3 separate regions of the Homo sapiens genome follow, and all the other regions are linked to region 1. Evidence: chromatin loops called from intact Hi-C (ENCODE). Cell type or tissue: chondrocyte. All regions are shown on one strand.

Region 1 (8,000 bases):
ATCCCGATTCCTGATGTAACATGAAAACATGAGAGGCAGCTCCCACGAGTCACCTTAAATTCTCTGGTTAGAAAGTGACTTTCGACTCCCTTGTAGACTTACTATCAGCAGTGTCCACATGGAGGTGAAAATGAGGGGACACCATAAGGAAGCAAGACTCAGCCTTGATGGCACCTGTGCTCCAAGCTGAGCAGGCCTCAGGAGCAGCTGGTGGGCTCGGTATAACACAGGCTGCTGGTCAAAACCCTTCTGATGTAGAAGGTCTGGACTGGGGTCCAAAAATGGGGATTTCTAACAATCTCCAAGTTGACCTGCAGACCACACTTGAAGAACCACGGTGATAGAGAATCTACGAACTCAGATAACCCAGGAACCATAGAAAGACCCTAATACTTCCTTGATATGTGAGATAATTACCTGTCAGGAACACGCAAAGGGAGTCTACACCTAGAATTAAGGGGATACACTGACCCACAAAGATTCCTTTTCCATTGCAATTGTGAGTGAGCAAATCTAGCAGAGTCTATAGTACGCATAAAGTCAACAATGAACAAGACTAAGACAATTTAACTAAAAAATACAACCGTCTATGTATTTTCAAACTTTCCTTGGCATGAATACAATGGCATGGATCTTAGAATATCTGTTGATAATAAGAGTGAAAGGTAGATTTCCTGTTATTTTCACAGACAAACAGGAGAGGTAAGTGTTCAGATTTTCTGGTTGGTATGTCTTGATTCTGACCAGTTCCAGTATTCAGCTGTTTTCACCTGTAAAGTATGGATTTCTCTCTGCAAAAACCTCTGTCCCAATCTGATGAAGAGAACACCCAAAACAAAGCTCATGCCCAGAGAAAGGAGCATTGATATGGATTTGGAACCCAGGCATCAGCTGCCAAGGCTCTGTTGATATGACGGCATGTCCCACTGAAGTAAAAAGAAGGCATTTGAAGTATTCTATGCAGAGATCTATCTTCCTTGCATTCCTCCTCTGTATTGCTCTGATTCGATCTAAAGGAGCTTTGAAAACGTCAAAGAACTTTCATGTTTTGCTAGTTTATCATAAGTGTCTATCTTAAACCAATATTACAATTTTAAGCATGGCCTGGGTAGACATGTGCCATCTTCTAAAATGATTTCTGACACAAGGTAAGTTGTACCAGCCGAGACCAAAGTGAAAAGAATCATAGGCTCTATGACACTCAGGCTCTCCTACATTCTAAGAGTCTTTTTATTTCCCCCTAATAACCATTATTAATCATTTCAGAAACACGTAATCTCCTGATATTTTTACTATTCTAGACTTGACAGAAAAGGAGGGTTTTGAAGTTCTGGAAAGTCTTTTTATGTAGAGTAGCTCCATTCTTCCAGCACACAGCTACCACAAGGCTCAACTCTCCCTAAGCAGAATGGGATTTATTTATTTATTTCTTAATCCACTGAAGGGAAGCTGGGTGATGATGAATTCTTTTAAAGAAATCAGCATTTGGCTTTCAAAATGTTAAGCTATACTGGAAGTGGGTTGTGGAGGCAGAGAGCAGTCGCTAGCCATGGAGGAAAGCTTCTCAAATTCTTACTCAGCTTTTGTTTGGGGGAAGAGGTTTTCTTCCATTTTTATCAGCTCTCCGTCCCAAATCCTACAAGCTATGAAGGAGGGGACCCACCGGCCAGGGCAGGGGTTTCTGTGGCTTGCTGATGGTCACACGGCTGTCGGGACACCAGTATTTCTGAAATCCTTCCTGAAGAATTTCAGAAAAAAGAATTTCAGAAATACTGGTGCCTCCACAGCCGTGTCGAGGGCACAGGTGGGCATAGGCCTGGAGGTGGCTCCTGAATGGAGCAGCAGCAAGGGCTGTAAGGGGTCTGCACAAGGGTGTTTGATTGGCAGGTCTTTGACTCTCCAGTCGAATGACCTTCAGGCAAGTTACCGAATCTGTCTAAGCCTCAGTAGTTTTCATCGGCAAATGGGTCTAAGGATCCCTACTTTATTAGATTGCTAGGGGATGGAATAAGGGAATGCATGCAAAACTCAGCAGTGGGCCTGGCCACAGGCCTCAGTACCATCTCCCCGTGGCTGGTCCCCATTCAGCAATCACAAGGCTTCGGGGGTAGAGAAACATGCTGAGGCCAGCACACTGAAACCATTACAGGTTTTGATTTTTTTTTCTCACCACTCTCCTCCCTCCTCAGTTCAGCTTTCTATTAAGGTATCCCAAAACACTAACGCAGCTCTTGGTGAAAGGAGAAAGGGAAAAAGTGGCCAAATCAAGGGGTCGGGGGACAGCAGGGCCAAGGTCAAACACCTCGTTGGTATAACATCTTTTAATTTGAGGAGGAGCTCAGTCCCCATTATTTTCAGTAAATTCTCAAACTATGCAGCTCTATGTTTCCTCTTCTACCCTTGTAGCATCAACTCTGCAGTTTGAAGTAAGGTTTTGCAAAACTTATGCAAAAAGTTTTCTTTTCTACAAGAGATGCTGAAGAAGTCACCTGGAATTTGCTAGTAGAACTATCAGTAAAATGAAGACAGCAATCCTGCCTTCAGCCCAACTCCACTGCCCAGAAAGGCTGGCACTGTGGGGACGAAGGGGGCAGTGGCAGCTCACCCTGATGCAGAGAGAGCGGCAAGGGACTCTGATGGTGAGTCAGCTGAGGGAAGCTGCTGGGGTCTCAGCACACCGTATAGAAAATCCCTCCAGCAACTTCAGAAAAACTGAATGAAAGGCCAAAGGTAACATAAACCGCCAGCTCTACCAACCACTCAGGCTGCAGACCAGACAAGGGAGTGGATTGTTCCCATGGTGGCTGCACCTTTCCTTCATTCTATTCCCGCTATCTTAGTTCACGCTGCCTGTGGATCAACTCGGGATCTCAGACACATCTCGTCACAATTATCAAGTGGCAAAAAAGGTGAGCCGCCATCCCCTTGGAGGTAAAGAAAGGCATGACGAAGTCTTAGGGCCAACAGGGGAACGAAGTCTTAGGGCCAACAGGGTTCCCCCGGTGTCTCTCCTGCAGCATGAAGGCCATTGTTTCCAGGGCCTGTGGCCAGGATCCAGTTATCTTGCCTGGAAGGATGTTCAAACAGCCATGGCCCGTGGTGGTTTTTTATAATGGTGTTGTTGGAAATTAGTAATACCATCCAGAGGTGAAAACAGAGTAGCACCTCCACAGCCTGCCCAGGAGATCAGGAATAATGAAGCCTCATTTTAGCATCTGTTTGTTTTGTTTTTTCAGCATTTGCGGGGAATGACAACAGAAATATTGGCTCCCTGACCCTGGAAGGGTGGAATCACTCCTTGTGGAAGGGAAAACGCCTGGAGCGGGGCAGGGGGCACAGGCCTGGAGGCGGCTCTAGGGAGAGGTAGGGGCTCTGGGCTGGCGGTCCCCCTGCTGGGGAGGACTCACCTTCACATACAGGAGAGAAACATCATCCCTGTGGCAGGGAAACCCGTGTGGTGGGCTGAGCTTCCTCGCTCCCTCTCTTTGAAGCTCTCTCAAGCCCCTCTGAGCATTTGCAATTGTACCCCCTTAGCTGCTGCCACCCTTCATCCGGATCCCCTCAAACACTCCACCCTCACACCCTGCAGAATCAGGAGAGAGGAACCCGCCTCCTGCGAGAGCCGCCGCCATCTGTAACGTTGCCCTCACCACCCAGAGGCGAGGAGGAGAGCCCCCCATCCCTCCCGTCCCTTCCCAGCTCCCGGCAGCCACTAGGCTTTCCCCTTCCCCGTCCTAAGGGACCTCCCGGGCTCTGCTCTCTCTGGGCAGGTTCAGGGCTTTGCAAGCGCTGCTGCTGCCACCATCAGGCTGACTGAGGCACTGCAGCCTTCACCTGGCGTCAGGGCCCAAAATAGTGCCCCAGCTCTTGGTGCGGCTTCAGAAGAACAGCTCCTCTCTGCCTCCGCAGTTGCCCCTCACTCAGGTGCAGCTTCCTATGTAAGAAAAAGGCTTCAGAGGGCATCTCCCTGAAGAAACAGAACTCCTTGTGAATGTGGGGTGGACCCCAGCGTCCTCTAGCAAGACGCAGAAAAAGTGCAGGTCCTAGGATTTAGGGAACGCAACCACTGAGGGATTAAGTGGTGGTTTTGCTTTCTTTGCCACAAGGTCAGTGAGGCAGGGAAGGGTGGGAATCACTCCTCCTGCCACTCCCGGATGAACGTGCTAAGCTTCCTGTGCAATGAACCAACCGGGCCCCAGTGTTACTCTGAAGCTGTCATTGCTCCCAGCATTGCCAAGGGTGACAGGTGGACTGTCACACTGCACCAGAGCCGAGTCACCTGTGACATTTGCAGGTGACTGACAGAAATGGGCACTGACATGCATTAAAGAACAGAAGGACGCGATGGTTTCCTGTTGAAGCTGAGCAGTGGGTGGCTTGGCAGAGGCTGTTTCTCTTGGCGTTGTCTCTGGTGACCCAAAGGGCATTCAAAGCCTTCCAGAAAGGAACAACTTCCTGCAGGGCACGTCCACACTTCACTTAGTCAGGTTCTTCTTCTGCCTCCTGCCAGGGGCCCTCTCAGCATCTCTCCATGTGCTGATATTACAAGCACTGCTGGCTTCTCCTCTCATTACCCCTCATTCCATTCCAATATTTCCACACTTATTCACAGCCTTCTATGTGCCCAATAGTGTGCTAGACACCAGGGGTGATAAAAGACTTGGATTTTAATCAACCAATTAAGAGAAGCAAAGTCCCTGCCTTTGCTTCCTTCCTTTTTATTATTATTATTATTATTATTTGTCAGAACAGCCACAAAAGGAGCTACTCAAGCAGTATGTCCTTAATTACTCTTCAGCCCCAAAGCCTGGCCTGTTATTTCCTCTGGAAACTTTGTACCCCGAGGTAAAACTGAATGCCAGAAAGATAAAGAAACTGACTCAGAAAGAGTCTGGAATAAAAAAGAAATTGAACTACAATGCTGCCTCCTTGTTCGAAGGTCAGACCTGGGATTCGGATGCATGATTTTCATAGGAAACTCCCTAAAATCCTTTTCCAGTCCTAGACACTGGGGATTGCCACAAATTATAAGACTATGACCTGTCTTATGACACCACAGCTTAGGATACTCTCCTGCATTTTTTAGTGTTGATGTGGAACAGCTGGATGTACCAGCATCTTGAGGAACATCAAGGCACATGAATAAGTGAACCAGACTGAAAATGACTTTAGTCAAGCAAAGTAACCTCTCTGGGGGTATGACAGCAATAATGCCCACTTCTCATTACTTCTGCTGATGAAATGAGGTAGTGCTTGTGAAAGCCACTCTGCAACTTATGAAGCTTTACACAAATGCTAGTTATCATCACCATCATCATCATAAGAACATAATTACTGCCACGACTAACAACACCCTCAACAACCAAAAGAATTTGCCAGGCACCTACAAGAAAATTTGCTGGCAAAGAGCAAATAGAATGCATCACCTACTCCCTAGGAATGTGTCATCCAAAATAAATAGATTGTTGCTAAGAGATAATATTCAGAGAATCTTACAGTTGGAGAGGTTTTGGACGTCATCTAGTCTACTCTCTAACCCATTTCTCAGGAATTGACTCCTACATTCCTGATGGCCTGAATTCCACCGTGAGTCAGAACACTCTCAGCAATGAGAGACTGTTCAGTGGGCCAGCCTTAGACTTGAGACTTACATATCCGCAGTCATGGAAATAACACTGTCTATTTCTTGCTGAACAATCGGGGTTTTGCTTCATCATTGAGCTTGTCCTGCCAGCCTCCACCAGTTCCTGAAGAGAACAGGCCAAAGTGTGGAACATACAGGTAGATCTGATGATATTCTCTACTCTTAAATGGAAGGGTACTCAGTGCCAGAGCCTTGTAAAACATTTCCAACATCTTCTGAGTAGAATTGTTTCACTTGTAACCTTGGTTTCCCTAAAGCCAGTATAACTTAGCTTCCTCTTGAGAACAAGAAAGACATCATCAGCAAAATGTCCCTAGGTTTTTGTGCTCACCTGCTCCAGTGCTGTTTCCTCTTCTGGTTAGCACCCATCTTCAATGTTAGGCTGCCTGCGCCTCTAACTAGCCAAGGGGATCCACAAACTGGCAAATCTCATTCCTCAATGCACTCTTTCTGCTCAAGTCCAGCGTGCAGCCAGCAGTCCTGCCTCTGTGTGTTTCCATGATCTTTTTTCTTCTCTTCCACATTCTTTAGCTAACACATCATTCTGGCATTCATCTACCCACCATCCTTCTGTGCCTCCTCTCTGGAATGTGGACTAACCATTAAGGTCAGTTCCCCCCATACTTATTCTCTTGCTCACTTCATCCATCAGCTAGAAAGAACGATTAAAAAGTATATTTCCATTCAATTTTACATTTTTAGCCCCATGTGAAACACAAGAAATACCAAGAAGTAAAAATAACATGTTGATCCCTAAACCCGTGATGTAGAGAGGACCACAAACCCATAGGCTACTAGCAATGTTTCTCAGGTGTTTACTTAATTATCTCAATCCATCCTCAAAAGATGTATAATGGCACCCATGGCCATTCACGAGTTGACTCTTCCCTTCCCAACCTTCCTCTCCCACTTCCCTAACACAGCAGCACTCTAGCCATCATACTGCCCATGGCTTCTGAACATATCGCATTCTGTTCTGCCTTTTGTATTTGCATACACTGTAAGGTATGTAAGAGACTGGAAATCGCTTTTCATGCTTCGTTTAGAGAACTCTTGAGCATCCTATAATATCAAGCATGATGTCATCTCCTCTGTGCAACCTTTTCTGATGCCTTTGCTGATCCACCTGTTTTCAGAACACTCTGACAGCTCTGAACCCATCATATTGTAACCTTAATCGAAGTGTCTGCTCCCCAACCAGACTAAGAGCTCTGGGGCAGAAACATGGTCTTCATTATCTTTGCATCAAAAGCCCCAGCACAGTGCCTACTGCATAGGAGGCCCACAGTGAGTGCTGGCTGAGTGGTCAAGGGCTGAGCCTTAGTGTCATAAAATGGTATTTGATCACAAAGGAAGGAGCAGCATATTTCACCCACTGAGACACTAGACTATGTGGAGCCCCTGGGGGAAAATGTGGAATAGTGACAGCGATGTTTGTTTGTTATTGCTGCAACTCTTGGCCTCAGATTTCAGATTCCAGTTGTCCAGGCATAAGTTAAAAAGAATCTGCATAAGTTAAAAAGAAACTTGCAACAACAATCCACTGAATACAGGCCAAGTGAGCAGACCATCTAGATAATTCAGCATGATGCGCACACATCCTTTCTTATACTGACATACATAGGCCATCCATTGCAGTTTTAGTTTCAATTATCAAAAAAAAAAAATCAGCCTCAGATAAATCTACTTTGCTTTGCCTATGAAGACAGGCAAAGAGTAGGGTGAGAGCATAGCTCCCATTTGAGAAAAGTGGCTGATTCTGGAGATATCACACTGATTTAACATTAAGTGGTGTGTGCGTGTGTGTGTGTGTATGTGTTCAGTAGGGGGTCAGGAGGGCGTGGGAAGGCTTCCAGATGCCAGGAAAAACCTGTCCAGGGGATGCAGGCAGGTGTCTGTGTTTGGCTGCCCCCTTTGCAGTTATTTCCAAGGAGAAGAAGGATGACTTCCTCTTTCCACCCTTCATGCCCCAACAGAACAGCTCCACACAGAGCAGATTCACCTATGCTGGCCATTATTTCCATGGCTTTAACTTGTTACCAAGTATGCCAAGGAATAGCTGACATTTATTTAATGTTCATAGTGGTGTTGACTGTGTACGCACTGAAACATTGTATGCTTATGGAAGACATTTGTTTCCAAGCAGCTTATGCTAAATTGCAGTGATATAAAGGAAACACTTATCCAATATTGACATTTACCAACTTCTAGAAGTATACAGCCAGAATACTCATTTTTACCACTGGGAGAGGAGAAAAAGAATTAAAAAGCATAATGGTCCTAGCTCCTTCAGTGAGTTAGAAGCTATGAGTGAATGAAAGTTAACGTGCAGTAGGGGGAGGTTCAATGGGGGAGA
Region 2 (8,000 bases), 400 kb before region 1:
CCCTCAGGACTTCCAGGAAAATGAGATGATGTATCCGTCACAAAGCCATCCTCGTGAGTAAAATTTGAGCAGTGGCAGCAGCCAGGGCACCCGATGAATTCTGCAGGCGTGGGCTGCGTGCTTGAGAAGGAAAACAGACATCAACATAGCCTGGGAGCACAGTCTGCAGGCAGTGTGGACAGTTGGTGCCCCGGAATTAGGGCGTTGGCGTTCCCATCTCTTTGCTGCCATATCTAGATCCTATACAGCTTATTCCAACACCTCTCCATTGCCTGGCGAGCGCCTGTGGATGCACTCTTCTGCCTACTCCTGGAACTTGTCAAGGTTTGCCCTCTCTGACTGTAGCTCCTCACTCTCCTGGACTCTAGGATGGGCCCCTTTCTTCCCCATACAAAGCCCCCAGTAGTCTGAAAACTCATTTTTGTCTATGCTCCTCAGTTCAGCCCAGGCATGTGGGTATGACCGAGCCTGGCTGCAAAGGCAGGCAGAGGGGAGCAAAGGTGGTCTTTCTCAATGTCCCATGTGGGCTTAACTTTCCTCCTCCTGTACCAGGGCACTCAGAGTAACACCACCAATGACACTACCAGCTTCTCTCTGGTGTCTAACTGGACTGAAGGTGAAGCAGGTGGGGTGTCGTTTAGATCTGGGGCAGAGCTTCCCCACTGTGACACCCTTGAAGTTGCAGGCCAGATGCCACTACCACACATGGGTCACTGTCAACAGGCCACAACCCCAATGATGGGCACTTAACTCAATAATACCAGATATCAGACAACTGTGGCTTCATCTGTAGAGCTCTCTGGAGTGCATCATAAAGGAAGTAACCTTTTTCTTTTTTCTTTGCTTTTCTTTTTTTTTTTATTTTGAGACAGAGTCTCACTCTGTCGCCCAGGCTGGAGTGCAGTGGCGCAATCTCGGCTCACTGCAAGCTCCGCCTCCCGGGTTTACGCCATTCTCCTGCCTCAGCCTCCGGAGCAGCTGGGACTAACAGGCGCCCGCCACCACGCCCGGCTAATTTTTTGTATTTTTAGTAGGGACGGGGTTTCATCTTGTTAGCCAGGATGGTCTCGATCTCCTGACCTCGCGATCCGTCAGCCTTGGCCTTCCAAAGTGCTGGGATTACAGGCGTGAGCCACCGCGCCCGGCCTCTTTTTTTTTTTTTTTTTTTTTTTTTTTGAGATAGAGTCTCTGTTAGCCAGGCTGGGGTGCAATGGTGCAATGGCGAGATCTCGGCTCACTGCAACCTCTGCCTCCCTGATTCAAGTGATTCTTTTGCCACAGCCTCCCCAGTAGCTGGGATTACTGGCACTCACCACCACGCCCGGCTACATTTTGTATTTTCAGTAGAGATGGGTTTTCAACCTGCGGGCCAGGCTGCTCTCGAATTCCTGACCTCGTGTGATCCGCCCGCCTCAGCCTCCCAAAGTGTTGGAATCACAGGCATGAGCCACCGCGCCCGGCCAGGAATTAACCTTCACCAGGATAGTTTGTGGAATTTTATCAAGAGGCTTCGCTCCCATCTCCTGCTTTCTTAACAGAGTTTGGAAGCAGCGGACCGGATAGGAAAACTGCTTAGGGTTCCACCCTCATGCCAAGTGGCAGAGGCCCCGGGGGAAGCCTCCTGCGGAACGTGGGAACAAAGGGATGCGGGGCCTAGCACTCTACGCCGGTGTCTGTTCGTCTGTCCAGAAGGCTTGTCACACTCTGGGGGGGCATCTAGCTAAAAGGTACTCCATCAATGTAAACGACCGTCGCTCTCGTTAAGTTCCATCTGTGTGTCTTAAAGCTCCCGCACGGAACGTGATTGGAGTTGGGCTTCAGCTTCCCTGTGCTGCCTGAGACAGAGGAGGGAGATGTTTTTCTTGGCAAATAAATATGATATCATAAGCCCTGGCAGGATTCCAGCCTGAGTAATGGCCGTCTGCCTTCCTAATTCCCTCAGCAGCTTGGAACAGGAACATTACTCTTTACTTCCTCTCTTTAAAAACAAACTCTCTATTGGAGCGCATTACTCAGCCACAGGATCCCTCCCCGGACGTGGCGGCATTCAGATGATGGGAGGTGAGGAATGAGCTCAGATTACAGCGCACATTAGGGAAAACACAGCAAGGCATTTGGCCCAGAAAAGGCACCTGAGGACCTTGAATTAGAGCGGCCACTCCTCATGTGTCCTTGTTCATGAGGAACATAGAGCTAAAATCAATAAAAATCACATTGTTTAGCGCTGCCGTTTCCCTGGTTTAAATCATGAAGGAGTAAGTAGGTAATTAGGTAATCCAGCTCGGACTGGATAGTTACCTTCAAGTACGAAGCGGTCTTGCTGAGACCCTCTCACTGAACGCGAGCTGGGGGAAGGGTCTCGTGGCCTCTCTACTCACAGGAGCACTGCTGCCTCTAAGCACATACCCCGCCCTCTTTCTGCTTGTCATTAGTTCTTCCTAACAACAGTTAGAGGCATCGGTGTTGTTACTTTCCATTTTATAAACCCGAGGCTCAGTGAGACTAATTAGGTAACTCGTTCAGGGCCATAAATTATACATAGCAGAAGTCAGAGTTGAACTCGGGTCTTTTGGCTTCAGATTCAATGTTTACAACGCCACATCAAGCCTCATCACTTTCTCTGGCCTGTGAGGACTTGGGTGCTGCCACTTGTCCCTTTTGAAGTAGCGGATACAAGGTGGCACCGTGAAGGCACTGGGTCAGGAGCTGGGACACAGCTTTGCATCACTTGGGCACTGTTCTGCTGGGGCCTCCTTGGTAACCAACCATCCAGGTGAGGATAAAAACTGACCCAGCTTGTAGAGAGATCTTGAGGCAGGCATGCAGCAAGGGCCCTAAAATTACTGGGAGAAGGGCAAGTCACTGTTCGAAGGCTTGGGATGGTGAATTCAGCCAATAAACGTCCTTTGAACACTTACTATGGCTAAGCATGGGGGCACAACTGTAAACCAGAGAGAGTCCCTGCCTCAGGGAGCTGGGAGTCAGTGGGAGAGATGAATAAACAGGCAACGACGATGCAGTGTGATGGATGCTCCAGTGGAAGAGTCCAGAGCACCGGGATGATGTGTAGGGAGAGCCACTCACCAGACATGGCAGTTCTTGGAAAATGTCCACTGGGGACATGACATCCAAGCTGAAACCCGAAGGACAAATAGGGGACAGGGAGATGAAGACGGGGGCTGCAGAGCGTTCCAGGCTGTGGAGGCAGCGTGTGCAAAGGCTGGGAGGTCAGAAAGAACACACTCTGCTCCGGTGATGGCATGTTTGGTCTGGCCTGGAGCAGAGCTGCAGGGGAAGCTGTGAGGCATGAGGCAGAGAGGTAAGCCAGGAGTAGTTTGCAGACCCCTGGCTGGGCAGCTTTCCAATCTGGAACAGTGGGTCATGGAGCCATCACATTCCCAAACCCACAGCGCTTCCCTCTCACCAACCCTGTAGCCTGCAGTCTTCACTGTGCTCTCGACTCCCCCAGCCTTTCATTGTATGTGGAAGAGGAGCCAGAAATGCACCCAAACTGAAAGAGGAGCACGCAGCACCAATCCCTGAATCAAAATAAAAATCCGGCTGCACTTTATCTCGCTGAAGGACTGTAATCTGGGAGATATTCATTTAACATATTTCTGTCTCTGAATGGCTTTTACTTTTCACTAAATTGAAACCGCAGTACAATATATGTGAATGATTAGGTTGTGTAATACATTCCAGCAAATTTAGATTAGGAATGATTATGACTTAAGTAAAATAGTTGAACACAATTCTTATTGCCATCTATCTTTTCACTTCTTTTTAGTTTTCATGAGAGTGAGTGAATGCAAGGAATGAATGACTCTAAGGAGAGCTGGGCCCTGGTACAGGGAGGGGCAGAGGTCTGTCTTTGGAAGGCTTTAGGAAGAAGGGAGAGGTGGACTGGAAGACTCAGATCTAGGGCTCGGGGGAAAGCATTGGGCCATGAGGTAGATTGGGGACAAGTCCTATATCTGCCGTTTGCTAGCTGTGTGACCTCAGGCAAGTTACTTAAACTCTCTAGTCTTAGTTTCCCATCAGCAAAATGGGCTTTATTGTTCCCCGGCTCATGGAATCATTGTGGGACACAATGAGATCAGGGACATGAGAGTAACACTGGCCAAGAGCTCAGATGGGGAGTCAAAGTCCTGATCAAAGTCTGGCTCTATCACTTATTAGAGCTGTGTGGCCTTGCCCTTTGATACTCAGCTTCTCTGAGCCCCAGTTTCCTAATCCACAAAATGGGAATAAGTGTACTCAGCCACAGGTATCCTTGAAGAGAGGCTTAAATAGGATTTTTTTGCATGTTAATAGTGCTTTGCAAAATGCAAGTTACCTGGGAGGGCTATGCTGGCTGATAGGGGTGGGAATAGGAATTGGGGACTCCCCTTTCCTGGGATAGCGACCTGGAGGGGTTTGGGTGGAGCCTTGCTGCGGGCCCTGAGGCAGGGAGGGGAAGGAGAGGAGGAGTCCTTGCCAAAATTTCCCTTTGGAGTCCTAAGCCTTGCACGCGCCCTGGGCACTCCAATCCTCCTCACTCCACTGCTCTATTTTCCCCATAGCATTGAACATGCTGTAACATTCTATATAATTTACCAATTTATTATGCTTTTGTTTAGAATCTGTTTCCCTGGTTCAAAGGTAAGGCCTACAAGGGCAGGGAGCTGTTTAATCCCCTGATAAATCCCAAGCACCTAGAGCACAGCTTGGCAGTTAGGAGGCATGCTCAGGAAATATACGTCAAATGAATGGATTTATGAGTAGGGCTGGAATTCTGTCTCCTGAGAACAAGTGAGCTGAGGTGGGAAGAAGGTGGCGGTGGTGGGGGGACCAGGGGAGACGAGGGCATCAGTCACTCCAGCAGGGAGCTTGCTGCAGGGAGAAAGAGAGAACAGCAATTTGGGCCGTGAAGCCTGGCACTCATTCTTCAAGGGGGCTGCAAGCCCCCAGGATTTTCCTGGAACCCAGGGCACCCGCACACTAGCTGCCTCTCCCGGTCCCTTCCAGCAACCTGAGGAAATGCCTTCCAATCAGAGCAATTACTGCTGCCCTGGAGCCGCTGCCTCTCCAGGTGTCTGCCTCCTGCGGCTCTGGCTGGAGACAATATTTCTCCTCTGTTCATCACGAGAACAGGGACAACAAATAACACAATGGCAGATGAAGGGCCCTCCAAGCCCTCCAGAGCTGAAAGAGTCTGGGCTGTTGGCAGCGTCTGCGTGCAGGGGAACAGAAGCTACAACCTGCGTGGGGTGTGGGGATGACTGACTCTTCCTGGATGGGGGCACTGTGGCCAGCTTTGTCCGGGAACTGTGCTGCTCCTGGTCCAGGCAGGCAGGGCTGTGGCAGCCGCCCTCCGCCCGCCCACCAGCAGGCAGGGACTCAGGGCACCATGGGCTTGGGAAACTGAGAGAGAGCTATGTGTGTCAGTTGTCTTGTTAAGTTTTTTCCCCTTGGTCTTAACCATGTAGGTACTCTTGTGTTCAAAGGAGGAAATGGAATCTCAGAGAGGCTGAGTCACTGGTGCATAGTAACACAGCTCATCACACAGCAGTGCTGGGATAAGTGCTCCCATGTTTCTGAACCCAAAGCACATCTCGTCGCTCTGGCACTGAGTGATCCGTGACACAGATGTACCTATAGGGCGTGAGTGCAGCCCCTTACCTCTCAGCCTCAGTTTCCCTACTAGTGCACCAGTCACTGAAGCTTGGGAGGTGTGTCAGTGACTCAACCCACTTTATCCTGCCACCTCACCTGACCTTGCTGGCATTTCATCCCTGCCTCCTGGGGCTGGGGCTGGATCTTGCCTAGTGCCCCAGCTGCTGGCTGAGGCTCTACTCAGTTACTCCTGAACGCTCCTCTTTCTACTGTGCCCCATCCTTAGGAGCAGGGGCTCCCTCTGAATACCAGCCAGGGCCACTGCAGCAGAACATGCCACAGTCCTTTGAAAGCTGATCTCAACACCAGTATGGATACTAACTCTGGCTTTCATTGTTGAGCATTTGTTGAGCTCAAATGTAAACCCAGGAACCAGATTCTGAGGGCTGCATACCTAACCATTATACAGGCCTGCCTCTTCCTCATTTGACATGGTCTTTTGACCTTAACTACCTTGGTTATTCGTTTTGTTAATACCCCCTTTCAAATTGATTTCTAGAACTGAACCCAAAATTCCAGATGTAGCCTGATCAAGCAAAGCCTAGAAGAAGAACATCACCTCCCTCTGTTTTAAAAATTGCTTTGCAATTAATGCAGTCTAAGATTACACCCACTTTCCTGGGCCCCCAGCTCCCAGAGTCGACTCCTATGGGGCTCTTCAGCCAGCCCTGTCTACAGGGCTCTGCCTTAAATCCCTAAGTCTTCTAGAAACTAGCTGCTGTGGCAGACCTTTTGTGTGGCTGAGATCTGCAACACCCCAGCGGTCCCCACCTCAAGGGCTGTGTCTGCCGTGGCTGCATGCGGCCCTGCTGTGGCTCACTGTGGACACAGCAGACGAAAGAGAACATGGTCTCAGCTAAGTGGGGGGCTGGAAGGAGGAGAAATGGTCTGTGAAGGTCACTGCCACTGTACGGTGAGTGATCTGTCCCCATTTCAGCCTCAGTGGGAGAGTGATGGAGGGTGTAATTAGGGCTTGAGCTGTGCCTGTGGGGGCTGCTGCACCAGGCTCAAGGAGGCTGGGGACACAGCTGGTAGTCTCTGCCCTCCTAGATACCTTGGTAGCGGGAGCCGCCCTTCTTGGGACCACTCCCTCGCTGGCCATCCCAGCCAGGTCTTCCATCCCTGTTCTCCCCACCCCTTCTCTCCTCAAAATTTGTCCTGTATGTCTCATTTCACCCATTCTCTTGAGGATTTGCCTTATTAGAAAGTGATCTGGCTGGGTGCGGTGGCTCACACCTATAATCCCAGCACTTTGGGAGGCCGCTGAGGCGGGCAGATCACTTGAGCCCAGGAGTTTGAGACCAGCCTGGGTTACACGGTAAAATTACGTCTCTACTAAAAATACAAAAATTAGCTGGGCACGGTGGTGTGTGCCTGTAGTCCCAGCTCCTTGGGAGTCTGAGGCAGGAGGATCGCTTGAGCCCGGGTGGAGGAGGTTGCAGTGAGCCGTTATTGGACCACTGTACTCCAGCCTGGGTGACAGAGGGAGATCCTGTCTCTCCCACACCTGCACCCCAAAAGTGATCTGATTCAAATGCTGTATTAAGATGTTAACATCTAACGACTGGCTGGACGCTTGTAACCAGGTGTATTCCACAGGTAACAATCCTTCACCAAGAGAATCCCTTAACCTAAAGGCATACATCCCTTAGGGTGAAATCCTGTGTGTTCTGGTGGGAGGTTTGTGCAAGGTTGGCCCCGGCTGGTTATAACAGCCAGGGCATTACTGCACATGTAACCTGCACTTCCCAGTGATGAGGAAATGGCAGCTCAGAGGGCTTCTACATCTTGCCCAAGATCTCAGACATGCTCTTCCTGTCCAGCCTTGTGTATACCAGCCATGCTCTGCCTTGCACCTGGACCTGAGGTCAGCTCTGGGGGCCCCATCAGGGTGGTAGTGCTTCTAGAAGGATCTGGCTGTTCAGAGAAAGCTCTCTGTCCTGAAGGCCTGAACTGGGTGAGGAACAGGAGCACTATAAATATTGCTACAATTTCTTCATCACCTGCCATGTCCTAGATACTAAGTTAGGCTCTTTACAGCTCATACCGTGTTGTCATACGTATGACCATGCTCTGTTTTACCAGTAAGGAAACTGAAGTTCAGAAAGTTTAAGTAACTTACACTTGGCCACTAAGCAGGAAGTCCTGGCAGGGGGAAAGGCAGGCCTGAGTCAGCCTGCCTTTGGGCCCTCTCACCACCCCTGGAGCCCAAGCAACATAGGCCTCTCATAGGGCCAACAGCTCCCACCCCTATCACATCCTTCAGGGTGCAGTGCCACGGCTGGGGGTCGCTTGCCTTTGGACTCTCCAGAGAGGAGTCCCTGGGACAGCTGAGGCCTTGCTCA
Region 3 (8,000 bases), 510 kb before region 1:
TTGACTGTTTTGGTGTTGTGCTTGTTGTCAGTCAGGAAAAAAATGGCATTAACTGTTGGGGCACTGAAGCCTGGGGAGGACTGAGCGGATCCCAGGCAGAGTGGGTCCCCAGAGCTGGAAGCCAGCCTAAGAGGCCACAGCGCGGCCTTAGCCGGGGGTGGCTGAGCGACACTCCTGCACCCAGCTGGCTCCTGGGGCATTGATTATGAAAGAAACACATCATCGCGGGATGCTGAGCTCTTTACAGTTTACTCTCCCATTGGCCAGGACTGGAGCAGGCAGCTTCAGTCTCCCTCCCTGCTCTGCCCCTACCTGCCCAGCTCTGCAGACTTTGCCTTGTTTGGGTGGGCGGTGGGGGTACCCGTCCCTTTCCCTGTGTGTGGGAGGGAGCCCCCAAAAGCTTTCCCCAAGTTCTGCTGCCAAAGACAATGGGGTCTCGGGTGGACAGGTGGCATGGGGAGAGGGAAATTGAGGCCAGAGAGCACAAGAGGCTGACCCAAAGTTACCAGTGACGAGAGCAAAGAAGGGTGAGGGTGGGCTTGGGACGCACATCCTGGCTGTAACTGGAGAGGTAAAGCTTTCATCTATTTCACGCACTAAGGTTCTCTCTAACCTCTATACTCCCCTTTTTTTAGAGACAGTTTGCCAGGTTGGCCAGCCTCGTCTGAGCAGGCTGGAAAAACTCTCTTGGTGCCAGGACAAGGACAGCACTGAGGGAATTTCCTCCAGTGTCCACTTGGTCACCCAACTGAGACCTGGCTGGGCTTCCAGGAATTCCTCGATGCTCCATCAGCCTGGGATGGTTGGTCTCTGAGCATGGCTGATCGGTGGCAGCTGGAGGGGTGGGGGACCAGCAGCACCACCCTCCTGCCCCCATACTGCATGGTGGAGAACCTCATAGACACCCAGCCCTTTGGAGAGCAAGACTGGTTCTCATTTGACTCAATGAGCAGCGAGTTCCCCACAATGCTGGCAGAGTGGGTCTATCACCAACACCAAACCCTCCAGGGGCTTCCCGCTGAAGGAGAGTAGGTGTTGCCTGCAAGCACCAGCACTTACGGCCCTCGCTGCCCCTGGGGCCTCGGTCTGTTCCAACCACTCCTTACACAGCAGACCCTGGCCCCACTGCGTCTCTGCTGCTCAGCAAACCCAGCTCCTTCCGGGGCCGGGCTTGCCCTGCTCCTCTCTGTCTGTAACGCTCTTTCCTGTTCCTCACTCTGCTGGCTCTTCCCGTCAATGAAGGTGCAGCTTCAAGAGCCCTTCAGTGACTCTCCACTACCCACCCCTGCACTTTCTGGATCACTGGGTTCATTTATTATCTGTCACCGTTCTAGAAAGGACAACAAAGACCTTATCTATCTTGGTCATTGTGATATTGCTGTATCACACAGTAGGCGCTAAAGAAATATTTGTTGAATATATTATTTGTTAAATAAAAGAATCTCAGAAGGGGAGTGGGGATGGGGCCGGGGGGACGGTTATCATGGGCTTTGGCTTCTGAGGTCAGCGTTTTAAATCTTGTGTGTGTGTATGTGTGTGTGTATATATGTGTGTACATGTGTGTATATGTGTGTATGTGTATATATGTGTGTACACGTGTGTATGTGTATATGTATATGCATGTATATGTGTGTATGTGTGTATGCGTGTGTATGTGTGTATGTATGTGTATATGTATATATGTATGTGTATGTATGTGCATGTAGATGTACATGTGTGTATACATGTGTATGGGTGTGTGTATACATGTGTATGTAAGTGTGTGTGTGTATATGTGTGTGTATATGTGTGTTTGTGTGTGTGCATGCATGTGTGTGTGCATTGGGTACAGTTGGGAACGGGCTGCGTGAGTAGTGGGAGGGAGGAGGGCAAAGCAGGAGCCCTTCTGAGGCCAGCTGGGACAGCGCTGTAGGAACTCTGCGCTGCTGTGGCATCAGGGTTGGTGCTCCCTGTCTCTCCTCGAGAGAGGGAAGCCTGGCTGAGGGGGGCTTGGTGCTGGGAGCTGATTCTCAGCCTGTTTCTCCGTGGCTGCTGTCCTCTGATTTGTCTGGAACATAGGATGGGAGAGGGCGGCAGGCCGAGCATGGTGACAGATCAGAGACACTTGGCTGAGTGGGGAGAAGGACGTTTGTGGGTTCTTTGATTTTGTTCTGCCGCAGACCCAGGGGCTCTGGGAGAGTCAGTGCTAGGAGTTCCAGCACTGACTACAGTGGAGGGAGGATGCCGAAGCCTCGGGGTGCATCTCCCACACCTTCAGCATCTTCTCCATCCCCAGGTTCCCCGCTGCAGCCCTGCAGTCAGCCTGCCATGTGTCCTGCCCTCCTGCCTCCCTCCCTCCCAACCTTTCTCTCACCAGCCTCCTCCATGTCACAAGCTGAGGCTATGATAGCTGAGTGAAGCCATACACGGCCTGCCATCTTAGAGCTGATGGGGAGGCCCTTGCCACTCCAGGCCAGTGCCCAAGACGGACATGTGTGCAGCCTTGGCACCTCCTGGGAGCTTGTTAGAAAAGCAGACTCTTGTGCTCCACCTCAGACCTCCTAAGTCAAAATCTGCCTTTGAAAAGACCCCAGACAATTCACATACATTTTCAAGCTGGAGGAGCGCTGCTCTAAGGGTTCCGAGGTAGAAATCATGACAAACTGACAAGTGCTATGAAGGGAAGGCTCACTGGACAAAGAGCACGTGTGGGGACCCTTGATCCCTTCACAGGCTGCCTGCTCCCTTCGCTCCCCCGGGGCCGGCCAGAGAAAGGGGCAGACTGCTCCCTGCTTACTAGCTTTGGAGTTACACGATCTTGTTTCAGAACAGCTTCCTTTGTGTATGCCGTTTCTTTAGCTTGGAATGCTGGCGTTCTCCTGGACCACTGGTCTTCTCCTGGGTCACTCTTACACACCCTTTGAGACTTAGTTCAGAGGGCACCCTCTCTGAGCGGCCTTTCTAGAATCTGCCAGTTGGGCCAAGTGTATAGGGCTTCTGTCTATGATCCCACAGCATCCTGGGCATCCCCTGACTCACTAGCTACCACATCCTATGGAAATCTCTCTGTGTGTGTCTCTTCCCTGAACCATGATCTCCATCCGGATCCCCATCTCCCAGCAGAGTGCCTGCCTGCTGCACAGGGCACAGGGTGGCATATGCATTTGCTGAGCTGAACTTGACTTGAGTCGATCACTTTATGAGCCATATGATTGTAGACAAGTTATATAATCCGACAACCTTAATCCTCTTATCTGGGAAGTGAGATAATAAAAATACCTATCTTGCAGGGTTATCATGAGGATTACCTTACAATATGAAAGATACACAGAGAACATTGTAAAAGGCTATACAAATGTAGGTTATTATGTCTAATTTTTAGGAATAATATTTAGGTTTGTGGCTGTGTGAAAAGTGCTGAGCCAAGGTCCTCTCATTTTATTCTCAATATCTTTTGAGGCAGGGACTATTAGGGTCTTCATTTTATAGGTTAAGAAGCTGAGACTCAGAGAGGGCAAATTACTTGGCAAAGACCACACAGCCATAAGTGGTGAAGTTGGAATTTAGACTCGAGATTTTGACCCTACAACATGTTCTGTTGGAGTTAGAGCAGCTCCCAGACTATCCCTGCAGCTGCAGCAGCCCTTCCACTAACCCCTGCCTTTGTCCTGGCCCTAGAGCTCTGCGAAGCGGGCTCTCTGCCTGTCCCAGGGGGCATTCAGACCTGGCAGGTACTCTCCTCCCTTCCCTCCCCGCAGTCTGAATTTCAGAGGGCCCCAGGAAGCATGAGCCTGGCTCGCAGTTGGTGCTTTGGCGATGTCTGCTAAGGGAACGGACGAATGTTGTTTGTAGTCCGCCCAGCTCTTTGCTGCCTTTTGTGGTTTTGCCCGGTTCTCTGGTTCTGGGCCGCGTGTAATCCCAGCTTCCGGTTTCCTCACGTATACAGATGCGCCACCTAATGGCCACAATGGAGAACTGCAGGATGTAGAGACAAGAGGGAGCTGACCTGGTTTTAAGAGTCAGCTTCCCAGTGGTAGCCGAACAATGTTTGGAGAAATTCGTATTGAGCACCTACTATACGCCAGGCCCTTTCTAAACACTAGGGACAAGAAGCTTCTGCCCTAGTGGAGTTTACCTTCTAGTGGGAGAGACAGACAATAAATGAATACACAAATACATACATAATACAAGGTTAGGTGTTGATAAGTACTAGAAGGAAAGTAACACTGGGCAGGGAATAGATACATCCTAAATTGGCCTCCGGGATTCCCTCCTGGCTTTTCTCCTTCCTCTCTGGTTGTTACTTTTTGTTTTCTTCCCACCCCTTAAATGCTGGTCTTCCCTAGTTAGCTCTTGCTGGCCATATCTCATTTGACACACTATCTAATGGAAAACCTTCACTTTTCTGTGAACTCAACTCACATCTTTAAGCTGACGAATTCCAAAGAAGCATCTCAGGCCAGACCTCTCTCTTGAGCTCCAGAGTCATGACCCAACTGTCCACGGGCCTTCGAAGCTCAGCAGGTGTGACACCACACCCACCGCCTCTCCCAGACACCCATCCATCCCCATATTCTGTATTTTGGAGAATGGCCCCACTGTTTGGGGACCAAGTCAGAAATCTGGGGGTCTTTCTGGATTCCACTCTCAGTCACCCTGTCTTGCCAACTAGCCTGGTTAACCCTCTGAAGTATCGCTCAGATTTGTCTCTTTCCATTCCCACAGGCTTCCTGGATCAGCCATCATCCTTTTGTGCTTGGATTACAATAGTGCTTCTCCCCTCCATCTCCTAGTCCTCTGTGCTTTTCCAGAGTGACTGTTACAGAAGTCTGAATATTCACCTATCCAGTCAACCAGTAATTCACCCACCATGTGCTGAATGTCTAGCATTCCTCTGTTTCAAATCCTCTGAAAGTCCCTCATTGCCATCTAAATAGTCTGAACTTCTTGGCCACTGCTGACTCTTCGGCCTTGCTTTTCATCACTTCTTACCTCAATTCCTCCTTGTGGATAAGAGCCACCTGCATTTGTTGGAGTAAATCGCTTTTCCCCAATTGCCCCTTTCCATTTTTTATTTATTTATCTTTTTTGAGACAGAGTTTCACTCTTGTTGCCCAGGCTGGAGTGCAATGGCATGATCTCGGCTCACTGCAACCTCTGCCTCCTGGGTTCAAGTGATTCTCCTGCCTCAGCCTCCTGAGTAGCTGGGATTACAAGTGCCCACCATCATGCCTGGCTAATTTTTGTATTTTTAGTAGAGATGGAGTTTCACCATGTTGGCTAGGCTGGTCTCGAACTCCTGACCTCAGGTGATCCACCTGCCTTGGTCTCCCAAAATGCTGGGATTACAGGCATGAACCACCGTGCCGGGCCTGCCCCTTTCCTTTTGCTTTGCTAACTTGAAGGTCGGGCAGCTTGGGTTTGAATCCTGGGTGCTATGTTTACTGGCTTGTGGCCATGGGAAAACTGCTTAGCTTCTCTGTGCCTCAGTGTCCTTATTTGTAAAATATGAATTAAAATAACAAAACCAGATTCACTGTATAGTTGCCAGGGTCAAGGAAGATGTAACATGAGAAAATGCTTTGTAAAGGGTCTGATGGATGATGTGGCATGTTATTGGTTCTCTAAGCAGACTGGGCTCATTCCTTTGAAAGGCGATAGACGGGCAGGGGAGCTGGGACTTAGAAGTCCCAGATTGCCCCCTTGGTAAAGCAGAGGTCTATGTCCTTTTCCCTGCTTTGCCCTGCTGGGAGCTGGGTGAAGACCCTGCTGCTCCCATGGGTGATTCCACGCTGCCCTGCCTGGCTTGGCATCCCCTCCCTCTGGGCCCCCCCACATTCTGTGCCAACTGAGGCACACACTGCTTATGGGCTGCAAAGGCACATGTGAGCCCCATGTGGAGCAGAGAGATGAGCCATCTCAGCTGAGCTCAGCCCAGATTGCTGACTCACAGTTTTGGAGTGGTTTATTATGCAGTATCTGCATTCAGAACACAATACTCCAAGATATCGCATCTTAGAAGTTGAGAAAACAGCAGAAGCAAAAAGTTTACTCTCCAATCCCCTGCCTTCCTGGGCGAGAGCTAGCTGTAAAAAATTCTTTGACCCATCTCCCCTGAAACTAGGTCATGAGATCCTCATTCCAGAGGGATCCTGCCCTATACTCAGAGGAAAGAAACGGTGTACAGGAACTCAAAGAGGAATGCAGGCAAGGCCTTGCTAAGTTCTTCTGGTTTGTTACCATGAGGTCATACCCCCTTTTTTGTCCAATCACATTTCTGCACAACTGCCCATTCTTTGTTGAACATAAGCCTACAAATACACAATTTTCCCATGGCATTTGGGCCTTCATTTCTGAAAGCTCACATAAAACTTTGGTTAAATACATCTGTTGCACTTTTCTCTTCTTAATCTATCGTTTGTTACACGGGTGTCAGCTGCAAACCTTGTAATGGATGAGGAAAATATATTACTTTTTCTCCCCTGCAGCAGCAAAAGCTAACTGATGTAACCCAGTAGTCCCCTGCTGTTTGATTCAGAACTGGGCCCACGGCATCAACTGTCTCTCCACTTCCCTCCGATCCATTCTCCCTCCACTATGGCCAGGTGACTGTTCTGGAAGCTCGGTCTGCTGCTCACAATGTTCAATGGTTCCCACTGCTCCAGCACAAAAATCAATTCCTCATCATGGGGGCCTTCCCCGGTTCTCTCCAGTGAGGTCTCATCTCTGCAGCTTTCTCCTGTGTGACCATTAACTCTTCTGTGAGGATAGCCTGCCCTTTTACAAATACACGCTTTGGCTTGTGAAGTTCCCTTTGCTGGGAATCTCCTTGCCTGAGTCTTAACTGGCTGGAATCCCAGCCTCTTTTCAATCAGCTCAAAGGCCTATCATGCCTTGTTAACTCTTGGTTATTCTTTAAGACTCAGGCTATTGTCACCTCCTCCACAAAGTCTTCTCTCAATCTCAACCCCTGACTCTCCCACCTGCAGCCTCTGCACTGCCATAAGACCATGTGCCCGCCTCAGCAGGTACATGTGGTGCCTGGCGCCATTACCACCTGTTGTTCCCCTGAGGCTGTGAGCTCCTTGAGGGCTGGTCCTTGCCAAATTCTCTCTCTAGTACTTAGTACAGTGCCTGGCATAGTGAGCACTTAATAAATACTTGTTGCCTGGTGCCTTGCCTGATCCCACTGAATTAGAAGCCCCCTCCCCACCTGAGCACCTCTTACACTGGTCCTCACCACATCTCTATTGCATTGACTTGTGGACCTGTTTCAGGTTCCCTACAGTTGCAGGGTAGGAGTCCTGGCGCCTCTTTGCCTGTCTCCCATTGCCTAGTATGTTACCTTGGATGCAGTCATAAAAAAACAGCACCAATAATATGAATAATAGCTAACATTGATATAGGGCTTACCACACAGCAAGAACTCTTCTGTGTACTTTACAAATATCCTTTAATCCTCACAGCTCTATATAAGGTAGATACAATGACGATGCATATTTTGGAGGTGAGGAAACAGCCACAAAGTAGTCAAGTTACTTGCCCAACATCACATAGCTAGTAAGCAGCAGAGCTGGGATATGGGTAGGGTTTCCAGACTTAACAAATCAAAGAACAGTAGGCCCTGTTAAATGTAAATTTCAGATAAATTAAAAAATGGTAGTGTAAGTATGTTTATCTGAAATTCACATTTAACAGGGAATCCTGTATTTTATCTGGCAATCCTGTAGATGTGTTAATTACATATATGTGATTTAATTAATGTAGGTGTGCTTTCCCCCTCTTCAGACCCTCCCCGCCTCCACTTAGGTCTATATTAAGAAGATGTGGGGCAAGATGCAAATGGGATTTTTTTTTTTTTTTTTCTGAGACGGAGTCTCGCTCTTGTCACCCAGGCTGGAGTGCAATGGCACAATGTAGGCTCACTGCAGCCTCCGCCTCCCAGGTTCAAGCGATTCTCCTGCCTCAGCCTTTTAAATAGCTGGGATTACAGGCACCTGCCACCACGCCTGGCTGATATT

What was found. Peaks named below come from ENCODE experiments on the same cell type or tissue, not always from the same donor. Only the 100,000 strongest peaks of a DNase experiment are listed, where the experiment ranks them.
Region 2: a loop joins it to region 1, with 2.7 times the contacts of the local background. A loop is called at or near these places in 3 of 110 quality-filtered maps.
Region 3: a loop joins it to region 1, with 2.8 times the contacts of the local background. A loop is called at or near these places in 4 of 110 quality-filtered maps.

What each region holds. Positions count from the first base shown.
Region 1 is chr11:126,986,754-126,994,753 of GRCh38, forward strand. The region is part of intron 1 of KIRREL3 (kirre like nephrin family adhesion molecule 3); the gene reads right to left. It overlaps MIR3167 (microRNA 3167), which reads right to left and starts at 1,789; the gene lies at 1,705-1,789. It overlaps LOC105369558 (a long non-coding RNA gene), which reads left to right and starts at 5,678. Exons shown (of 2, transcript NR_188549.1): 1 at 5,678-5,781. In chondrocyte, CTCF peaks have their summits at 3,813 (motif pointing left) and 4,054; DNase peaks (open chromatin) are centred at 3,408 and 3,748.
Region 2 is chr11:126,584,072-126,592,071 of GRCh38, forward strand. All of the region lies in intron 1 of KIRREL3 (kirre like nephrin family adhesion molecule 3), which reads right to left. The region is part of intron 1 of KIRREL3-AS1 (KIRREL3 antisense RNA 1); the gene reads left to right. Among named protein-coding and RNA genes, the nearest start is that of KIRREL3-AS1, 44 kb to the left of the region's middle. RefSeq lists enhancers at 1,660-2,379, 2,380-3,100, 3,101-3,819. In chondrocyte, no CTCF peak of the experiment used is centred here; no DNase peak of the experiment used is centred here.
Region 3 is chr11:126,476,987-126,484,986 of GRCh38, forward strand. All of the region lies in intron 4 of KIRREL3 (kirre like nephrin family adhesion molecule 3), which reads right to left. Among named protein-coding and RNA genes, the nearest start is that of KIRREL3-AS1, 63 kb to the right of the region's middle. RefSeq lists an enhancer at 1,912-2,413. In chondrocyte, CTCF peaks have their summits at 3,945 (motif pointing left) and 4,155; no DNase peak of the experiment used is centred here.